2 separate regions of the Homo sapiens genome follow, and region 1 is linked to region 2. Evidence: chromatin contacts called from ENCODE Hi-C or POLR2A ChIA-PET data. All regions are on one chromosome and are shown on one strand. The core of a region is the stretch at or near the end of the contact, and the rest is flanking DNA. Distances in the headings are between cores, read along the strand shown. Region 1 overlaps SH3BP4 (SH3 domain binding protein 4). Region 2 overlaps LOC101927896 (a long non-coding RNA gene).

What was found. Hi-C counts contacts between places; a loop is a spot of excess contacts on that map. ChIA-PET counts read pairs that join two places held with the same protein, here RNA polymerase II (POLR2A). Pooled maps may share reads with other maps.
Region 1: a pooled map shows a loop between it and region 2 (5-fold over the local background). The contact joins two enhancer-like sites. A Hi-C loop is called at or near these places in 4 of 168 maps with a recorded cell type or tissue (MCF 10A, PC-3, PC-9 and 1 more) and 3 of 50 pooled maps. POLR2A ChIA-PET finds 5 or more read pairs at or near these places in 3 of 52 experiments (HEK293, MCF 10A and PC-3).

Annotation. Positions count from the first base shown.
Region 1 is chr2:235,019,501-235,024,579 of GRCh38, forward strand. All of the region lies in intron 2 of SH3BP4 (SH3 domain binding protein 4), which reads left to right. Among named protein-coding and RNA genes, the nearest start is that of SH3BP4, 70 kb to the left of the region's middle. Within about 2 kb of position 2,376, at least 5 of the 41 ENCODE cell types and tissues checked have a DNase peak (open chromatin) inside an H3K27ac peak, as active enhancers do; they include PC-9, where a contact is called at or near this core.
Region 2 is chr2:234,878,194-234,882,898 of GRCh38, forward strand. The region is part of intron 2 of LOC101927896 (a long non-coding RNA gene); the gene reads right to left. Among named protein-coding and RNA genes, the nearest start is that of SH3BP4, 71 kb to the right of the region's middle. Within about 2 kb of position 2,943, at least 10 of the 41 ENCODE cell types and tissues checked have a DNase peak (open chromatin) inside an H3K27ac peak, as active enhancers do; they include PC-9, where a contact is called at or near this core.

The DNA of each region.
Region 1 (5,079 bases), core at 1,126-3,625, 140 kb after region 2:
ATCTCAGCTCACTGCCACCTCCGCCTCCTATGTTCAAGCGATTCTCCTGCCTCAGCCTCCTGAGTAGCTGGGATTACAGGCATGCACCACCACACCTGGCTAATTTTTTACTTTTAGTGGAGATGGGGTTTCACCATGTTGGTCAGTCTGGTCTCGAACTCCTGACCTCAGGTGATCTGCCCGCCTCAGCCTCTTAAAGTGCTGGCATTACAGGTGTGAGCCACCACGCCTGGCCAGGGAAGGGTGAGTTCTATTGTCACCACTGTTTCTGCTGCTGCTACCTTCTCAATCTAGAAGGTGGTCCATTCCATTCCTCCTTTTCCAGATGAGAGATCTGAGGCCAGAGTTCCCAAACTATACTCTAAAGATTCTTAAAAAAAAAAAAAAAAAAAAAAATCTTTAAAAGAGACAAAAGCAAGTTACATGTTCTATATGGAAATGTTTTTGTAAATGATATTTGAATTGATTATTGATCAGATTATGAGAAAGAAACTCAAGCTGGAGCTTGTGGACCCCCCGAGGGAGAGCCACCGAATCTAGGAAGATTCTTCTTTGCGACATAAGAGAAAGAACGGGAAAGGCAGTGAAACAGACACCACTGAGCTGGGCAGACTCTGGCTTGCCCTGAAGCAGGTTTGTAGGAATGGGTGTCTTTAAAACAAGATTTTAGTTACTGAATTGAAAATGCCTAGATATAGAAATAAGTGACTTCTTGACCAGGTTCAGTAACTCATGCCTATAATCCCAGCACTTTGGGAGGCCAAGGCAGCAGATCACTTGAGGTCAGGAGTTCAGGATCAGCCTGGACAGCATGGTGAAACCCTGTCTCTGCCAAAAAATACAAAAATTAGCCAGGCGTGGTGGCGCGTGCCTGTAATCCCATCTACTCAGGAGACAGGGGCAGGAGAATTGCTTGAACCCAGGAAGCAGAGGTTGCAGTGAGCCGAAATTGTACCACTGCACTCTAGCCTGGGTGACAGAGCAAGACCCTGTCTGGAAAAAAAAGAGCAGAAAAAATAAGTGACTTCTCTTTTGCAGCAATAATCTCCTGAAAATATAATCGGAAAAGGAGACGGCATTCATGGCGATGACAACATCCAAACCCAAATTTAAAATATCATAATGTATTAAAAATGTTTTCTGCAAAGAAAACATTTTGAGTCCTCTTCCGACTACTGCTGTTACTACTACAGCTAGTAGTTGTTGGTGGTAGTGCTGGTGTTACCCAACAGTTATAACATCAACCCTAGAAGAAGTGCTTTTTGTGTACCTATTATCTCATTGTGTTTTCATTGTTTCCATTTTGCAGCTAAGGAGTCCTTTCAAGGGCAAGTGATTTTTGTCCTGAGCCTCCCAGCTGGTGATTGGTAGTGCCAAGGCCCCAAGTCCATCAGCCAGACTCTAGGCAGAGTGTCCCACCCTCATAATCTTGACACCAGGGAGGGGCAAACTGTAGTCTGCCTCCTATTTTTTATAAATACATTTTTGTTGGAACATGATCCTACTCATTTATTTGTATCATCTACAGCTTTTTTTGGACCACAAGGGCAGAGCTGAGTCTTTGTGACAGAGAATATATGGCCCCACAAAGCTTAATTTACTCTCTGTCCCTTTACAGGAAAAGTTTGGCCGTCTCTGCCCTACACTGCTCTGGGACTCATATCTAAATCAATGGGGACCCAACCACATTTGTGGAAGAAAAGATGGAATAGTATAAAGATGTCACTTCTTGTAAAGCAGTACCCAGGAAATCCCAGTGGGAATATGTTTTTGCACAAATGAGATGGTGGGAGACATTTTATTAAATTATTCTAAAGTTTATTTGGAAGAGGGCCGGGTGTAGTGGCTCACTCCTGTAATCCCAGCATTTTGGGAGGCTGAGGCATGTGGATCACTTGAGGTCAGGAGTTTGAGACCAGCCTGGCCAGCATGGTGAAACCCTGTCTCTACTAAAAAAAAAAATACAAAAAATATTAGCCAGATATGGTGGCACATGCCTGTAATCCCAGTTAGGAGGCTGAGGCAGGAGAATCCCTTGAACTTAGGAGGCAGAGGTTGCAGTGAGCCAAGATCATGCCACTGTGCTCTAGCCTGGGTGAAAGAGTGAGACTTTGTCTCCAAAAAAAAAAAAAAAAATGATAATAATAAAGTTTATTTGGAAGAAAAAAAAGGTAAAAATAACTGATGGGACTTTGAAATAGAATAGTGCATAGAAGCCAGACCTTCCATGTAGTCCAACACAGCAGAACTATCATGGTTAAATAAAGGTTGATATTGTGGTAAATATAGGCAAACTAATGACACAGAACAGCCCCGATTCAGACCCTAGTGTCTGTACACATTTAAAAATGCATTAAGATGACATCACATGAGTCAGAAGGGGACAAATTGTTCAGGAATTCATGCAGGAGTAATTGCTCATCTGTTTGCTAGTTAATTTTGTAACATCCCTCCCCGAGAAGCAAAATAAATTCTTTGTACATTAATGTCAGTCCACAAACCTTTTATTTTTAAGTAAAGGAAAATAGATGTGAATGTTTATTGAATTTGTCATCAAGGGAGGCCTTTCTGTGCATCAAGGGGAAATGACAAAGGAAAGATTGATATGATTAAATAATTGAGACTTTATCAAATTACCAAATGGATTAGTGCAAGCAAGCACAGAGTGGGGGAGATATTTGCAGCCGACCTGCTGAGATTTTAGGATGTAATTGAGCAGAAGGTGCAAAATGATAATCCACAAGGTAGGACATAAGAAGTAGTTGCTACTTGGCCGGGTGTGGTGGCTCACACTTGTGATCCCAGCAGTTTCGGAGGCCGAGGCGGGCAGATCACTTGAGGTCAGGGGTTTGAGACCAGCCTGGCCAACATGGTGAAAACCCGTCTCTAATAAAATACAAAAATTAGCCAGGTGTGGTGGCGCACACCTGTGGTCCCAGCTACTAGGGAGGTGGAGGCGGCAGTGAGCCAAGATCGTGCCACTGCATTCCAGCCTGGGCGACAGAGCGAGACTCTGTCTCCAAAAAAAAAAAGTAGTAGTTGATACTTGAACTATTTCTGACTAATGGTCAAAGGAGGGTGGATTGAAATGTTGAAAGCGGGTGAATCGAGACATTGACGGCCCATCCCCTCGTTGTCAGATAAGCAAGGCTTTTCTTGACCTGCTAGTTAGGGGTGAGAACTGGACACCCGCCGCTGTTGAGAGGATGGATTGTCACAGTCTTCCAGGACTGCTTTTGGCAACCCTTCCTACTCTACTTGAAAGCAGTCCTAAGAAAATAACCCAAAATATGGAGTATGATTAGATACAAAGATGATCACTGCTGTGCCACTTACACTAGCAAAAATGTGGCAGTCTTGCTGGGAGGAGCAGGGTCAGGGTGGTGCTCCCTCTGCAGAGTTGCAGTTGGGGCCTGATGGGTCTGGTTGGGCCCCACTCCTTGACCTTGTCCCTCCTCACATCTTTCTAGCCAGTAGCCCATGTCTCCTACTTAGTGGAGTAATAAGGCCAGGAGAAATAGGTGTACCTTTATTTTCATGTAACGGCAAAATGACTTTCCCCAAATCACAGAGCTGGAGTTGGGAATCCTGGAGTTAGATCCACCAGGATTAGTACACAATTAGAGGTGCTCAGTCAAGTATCTGAGAGCGTCCAGAATCAGCTCAGCTGGCCTCCTTTTCACTTGCTCGTAGCATGGCCTTACAAAGTTGCAAAGACCTGCTGGAATCAAGGCCTCATATTTCAGAATAATAATGGGAATTCAGGCTGGGCACGGTGGCTCACACCTATACTCTCAGCACTTTGAGAGGCTGAGGCGGGTGGATCACCTGAGGTCAGGAGTTCAAGACCAGCCTGGCCAACATAGTGAAACCCTGTCTGTATTTAAAATACAAAAAAATAACTGGACATGGTGGTGGAGACCTGTAATCCCAGCTACTTGGGAGGCTGAGGCAGGAAATTGCCTGAACCCGGGTGGTGGGGGTTGCAGTGAGCCGAGATCGCATCACTGCACTCCAGCCTGGGTGACACAGTGAGACTCCATCTCGGGCGGTGGGGTGGGGGGTGAGAAGAATGGAAATTCATTTTATAAAAAGCGTTTTTGATTGTAGAAAAATCTTAGGAAAATTAAGAAAATTTTGAAGAGGAAAAGAGCTCTCCATACACTTGCTACCTAGAGATAAAGTTAGCATTCAGTGTGGAATTTACTCTTCTTTTTCTATAAAAGGTATTTTTTTGAAAACAAAGTAGAAGATTTTATTATACAATCTGTGGATTTAAATTTTTAAATATTATGTTGTATGGATTTTCCATTCTATTAAATAGCCTAAGAAGAATTGTAATGGCTGCACAGCTGTTTCTGGAGATTCGGTGCCCTCAAGCTCTGTGTGAGGAACTAGGTTGCTCCCATCTCCATGTCACCAAGCACTTTATCTACGTCTTTGATTTCCTAAAGACGGGTATATTGAGGGACAGTGGGAGGGGAGGAGGGACAGGAATTCTGTCCCCTCTCATTTTCTTAATAAATATTGGTCAAGGATGGATTTTTCATTGCTTTTTTGCTCTAGATATCTCGATTAGTAATTGATGGACATGTGAGCTCTTCAGTAAGGAAATTCATTCATTCATTCACAAATTGTACTCATTGCTTAGAGGCCAGATTCTTGATAAACTGGTGGTTAAAACTGCAGTTGCTCCCTTTCTTTGTGGCTGAAGGTCTGGCTGAGAGGCAGAGGCTAAAACAATAAACTAACGAGTGACACCTTGCAAAGTCATCTCTCCTAAGCGACGCCCTGAGGGCCCATCCACAGTTTGCATGCATGGGGTTGGCAGGTCAGGCATCCTGGGGTGTGTTGGCGCTTTTTCAGCAGATCCACTGGGTGGGCTTTGCTTTCTGCTTGTGGCTTTTTGCAACGACTGTGGCATCCTCATGGCTGCTTTGGCTTCAGGGCTCCACTCACGTCCTCACAGTATGAAATTCCTTGAGCCTCAGACATGGCATGTGTGTGTCACTAATGAGAACTGTTGGTAGAATCAGGAACAGTATTAAACCCTAGAAGCCGCCTCCCCCTCTCCAGCCT
Region 2 (4,705 bases), core at 1,693-4,192:
ACCACACCCAACTAATTTTCATATTTTTAGTAGAGACGGGATTTCACCATGTTGGCAAGGCTGTCTCAAACTCCTGACCTCAAACAATTTGCCCACCTTGGCCTCCCAAAGTGCTGTGATTACAGGCATGAGCCATTGTACCCGGCCTCCCTTAAATATTTTTAAACACAAATTAAGGCTTTTACACAAATGTCTCCAATATATTCATTTATGTAAATAAATTTTTTTAGAATAATACTACCTCTGGGATGTGAGGCCATGGAGGGGTCATGTGGAAGGAATGAGCTAATATATTTCACTTTCAATCCTTTGCTACTGTCAGTTTTTACAACTAAGTGTAATGCTTTTCTAATTTTAATCAAAATATATACAGAGGTAATGCTATAATAACATTTTCACAAAGACAGCCTTTTTCTTTCTCAGGACTGTATCTCAGGAGATGTGTCTAAAAGTTAGATTACTGGGTTAAACGGCACAATCCTGAAAGTGTTATACCCACTCTTATGGTCTGGAGAGATCTCAGAGGTTTAACATTCTGCCTGTGGTTCCTACCAGCAGGTAAAAATAGAGATAGCCATTGCATTACTCTGTTATAACACTGCTATAAAGAACTGCCAGGGCAGATCATGAGATCAGGAGTTAGAGACCAGCCTGGCCAACACGGTGAAACCCCGCCTTTACTAAAAATACAAAAATTAGCTGGCCATGGTGGCAGGCACCTATAATCTCAGCTACTCAGGAAGCTGAGGCAGGAGAATCGTTTGAACCCAGGAGGCGGAGGTTGCGGTGAGCCGAGATTGCGGCATTGCACTCCAGCCTGGGCGACAAGGCGAGACTCTGTCTCAAAAAACAAAACAAAACAAAACAAAAAAAACTGCCAAGACTGGGTAACTTATAAAGAGAAGAGGTTTAATTGCCTCAGCCTCTTCAGCCAGTTCCACTGAAGAGGCCTCAGGAAACTTACAATCGTGGCAGAAGGGGAAGCAGGCACATCTTACATGGCAGGAGGTGAGAGAGAGAGCGAGAGGAGGGCAGAGAAGAGAGGAGACAGGAGAAGGGTGGAGAGAGAGACAGGGAAAGAGAGCAGGAAAAACTATCATTTATAAAAACATCAGATCTCATGAGAATTCACTCACTATCAGGAGAACAGCATGGGGGAACCACCCCTATAATCCAATCACTTCCCTCTCTCCACTCCTGGGGATTACAGGTCCCTCCCTCAATACTCGAGGGTTACAATTCGAGGTGAGATTTCAGTGGGGACACAGAGCTAAACCATATCAGCCATATTCCATTGTGTTGTGTCTAACAGTGGAAGCTCCACATATGCAGCTAGTGTGAAGGAGGTGATCTTAAAATCCATTCGAAGAGGCTCAACTGGTGGAAGTGCTCGAATGGGTCCTATGTGATTCAGCTCCATTCTCATCCACTTGCAGCTCTGGATCGAAAACCCAGAGATGAGTGACATTCTGTTCTTATGGGTGCCCAGAGTGGTAGCTGGTGTATTTGAGGATGGCAGATAGTGCTATAAAACAAGAGTCCCGTTGAGACTTTGCTCAAACAGAGCCCCCGCCTGTCTGTTGGAGATTCTTTGTTTCACCCTTTTCAGTAACCAGAGCCACAGCTTCTTTGCTCACGTCCAAATGGAGAAAAAAAAATGGCTGAGCTTTGCACTGCCTGGGTCACCCCTAACTCAATCCCTGCCACCAGGCTGCAGATTTGGGTAGCAGTTTGTTGCCCTAACACAGGATAACTGTGATTGGTTGATATCAATCAAGATATGTCCCTAAAGACCCAGAGGAGCCAATCTCAATCAAGCCTTGGCTGCAGCACAGTGAGAAGTCCCCTGGCATGGCCAGGAGAAACCTACTTTGCCCAACAGGTACGTATCCATGATTGGAAAGGAAAAAAGACCAATTTGTACTGAACCTATATTGAGTACTGACTAAGGAGCTTTTACCATTTAATTTAACCCCAACAGTCCTTAGGGGGAGGGCTTGCTATGCTTATTTCACAGATAAGAAAACTTTAGCTCAGAGAGTATGAGTCATTTGCTTAAGGTCCCACAGCTAATATGCATCAAAGCTTATCTCACCGATTTCATATGCTGCTTGGCACAGCTTGTTAATGACCCTGAAGTCCATCCAAGCTAGACCTGGGAAATACATTTTAGATCCCATTCCCCCAAGTTTTGTTGTTAAAACTCATGTAGAGTATTTGGAATACATATATATGGAATATGAACATATATATATATATAAAAACATATATATATATGGTTTAGACTAAAGTTGGAAGGAAAACTAAAGATATGTTTTTTCCAGTTAAGCATCTTCTAACAGTTTAAGTAATTGGTTTGTGTTATCAGATTGTGGTCTAAACTAGATCACAGGAATGAATCATAGCTGATGTAATGCACACATGTCTTAGCACAGCTATTATGTGGTACCCAGGTGCACTGAATTTTACAATATGAAACCAGAGCTCTGCCCTTGAACCCGGTGAGCAATTATGGCATCATGAACTAGGCACTTGGATGCAGTTCAAAGAGCTGAGAACAAGTTACGAAAACGCAGGGAAAGTAAACTTCGGAGTTCCAGAGAGGTCACTCAATCTCCTCCTGGCCTTGCAGAGATGCCGATATCAGCTCCATGTGAAAACTGGTGGGGAAAACCTACAAGTCCAGGCTTTCACTTTTCCCTTAAAAGAACAGGGGTTGTCCTGAGCTGTGTAGCCTCTGGGATGGTGAGTCTTCCAGAAAATTTTCTCCCAGGGGACTTCACGGAAGAAGAAATTCCCTTCAAACTTGGGCTTTTCAGTTCTGTTACTAGCATTTGGGATTGGACCAATAGCCCCTGATGGCAATTCTGGTTGGGCAGGGGAAGTGTGAGAGTGTGGTGGGCAGGTGGGTAGAGGTGGGAAACGAAGCAAAGGGACAGAGACATGCAGGCTAATGTGGATGGTGGAGACCTCCCAGCAAGGGCAGCACTGCCTGCAGCAATGCCAGAAAGACAGCCTGAAAGAGAAGCTTTCTGCAACCTTAGTTCTTTTTGCTCAGGAAGTACTAAAGTTAGAACCTGCTGTCTTTTAAAAAGAAATGATGTTATTTCACAGATCCGCACATTTAAATAACAAATAAGCCAAGACAAAACAAAACAAAATGTGAAGTCCTAAAATTTAGTTAAGATACATTTTTCTTCTAAGAGACTGCATGGAAATTTTGTTGTTGAAATAATTCACTGTGCTGAGCTTCACTTGAAATGCTTAAATACCTTGAAACCATTTCCATTTTTGCCTTTACTCAAAATAAGTGGTTACTTTCTAATGAATGAAAAGCCCAGTATGTGAAAAGTGTGGCTTAGGCCAATAAAAAGGGAGGTAACAGCATTTTAGTAGTTTCTCAGAAGCAGTTAAAAAATAACACAATGAAGTTTAACAGGCTGAGGAAACATCACACCCCATCATTAAAAACAGCAATGCCAAAAATACCCAGGGGTGAACAGAGGTGAGGGAGACTGCCAAAAGATTATTGCTTGAAGGATTGCCTTTCCTTGTACGGGTACCTACCCAGGGCAGTTGCTCCAGGTTCATGCAGGGGTGGCCATATTTTGTATCACGTGATCCTCAGTCCACAAGCTGATTGGACCAGAGGAGGCCACTTCCCCAGAGGCTGATCAGAACACCGTGATACAGCTCCCTGCAGGGGGCGCTGCGCTGTTTTTGCAGCCAAATGCAAAATGAAACTGTAAGTGCTCTCATTCAAAAAGCAGGAGAAACGTGCCATGGAATGTAGTAAAAGATAAGGCTTTTCCCTTTTTCTACAGTCTCTCAATTTGTTATGGTGTTTTTACTTTGCTCCTTGAGGTCGTTTTGAGTAAAGAAAGAATACAATTTTAAATCATTAGCATGAATTTTACCATTACTCTTCATATTGTGCAATTTCACGTTTAAATACAAACATAAGTACATTTAACTCATATGCAGCATCACCAAAATTACACAATTTGTATTTTGTGGCTTGTACATGCATATATATTTCATTCTTAGCAGAACATTGGAAACACTACAACACATGAACTCAACTGTCTTTATTTCACTTCTTGGTGCACACATTTTCTACTAACAACCTCTACTTTTGGCTTATTGATGAATAAGGAAAGACTTAAAAAAAAAAAAAAAAAAGGAAAAAGCAAGTCTGGCTCTCTTGCCCTTTCCTTCTAAGTCCTCGTTTTCAGCATAAGGGGTTAGCTGGCATAGCTCTGAAGCCTGAATATCTGAGACAGATCTCAGTTAATTTAGGAAGTTTATTTTGCCAAAGTTAAGGACATGCACCTGTGACATAACCTCAGGAGGTACTGATGACATGTGCCCAAGGACATCGGAGCACAGCTTCTGAGAAACCATTAAAATGGTGTCACCTCCCCTTTTATTGTCCTAACCCACACTTTTCACATACTGGGATTTGCATTCATTAGAAAGTAGCCACCACCTGATTTGAGTAAAGGCAAAAATGGAAATGTTTTCAAGGTATTTAAGCATTTCAATTGAAGCTCAGTACAACGAATTATTTCAACAACAAAATTTTCATGTAGTCTCTACAGAGATATGAGACATCAATCAATATATGCAAGATAAACATTGGTTTAATACTGAAATTCCAGGTCATAGGTAGATAAGAGACAAATGGTTGCATTCTTCTGAGTTT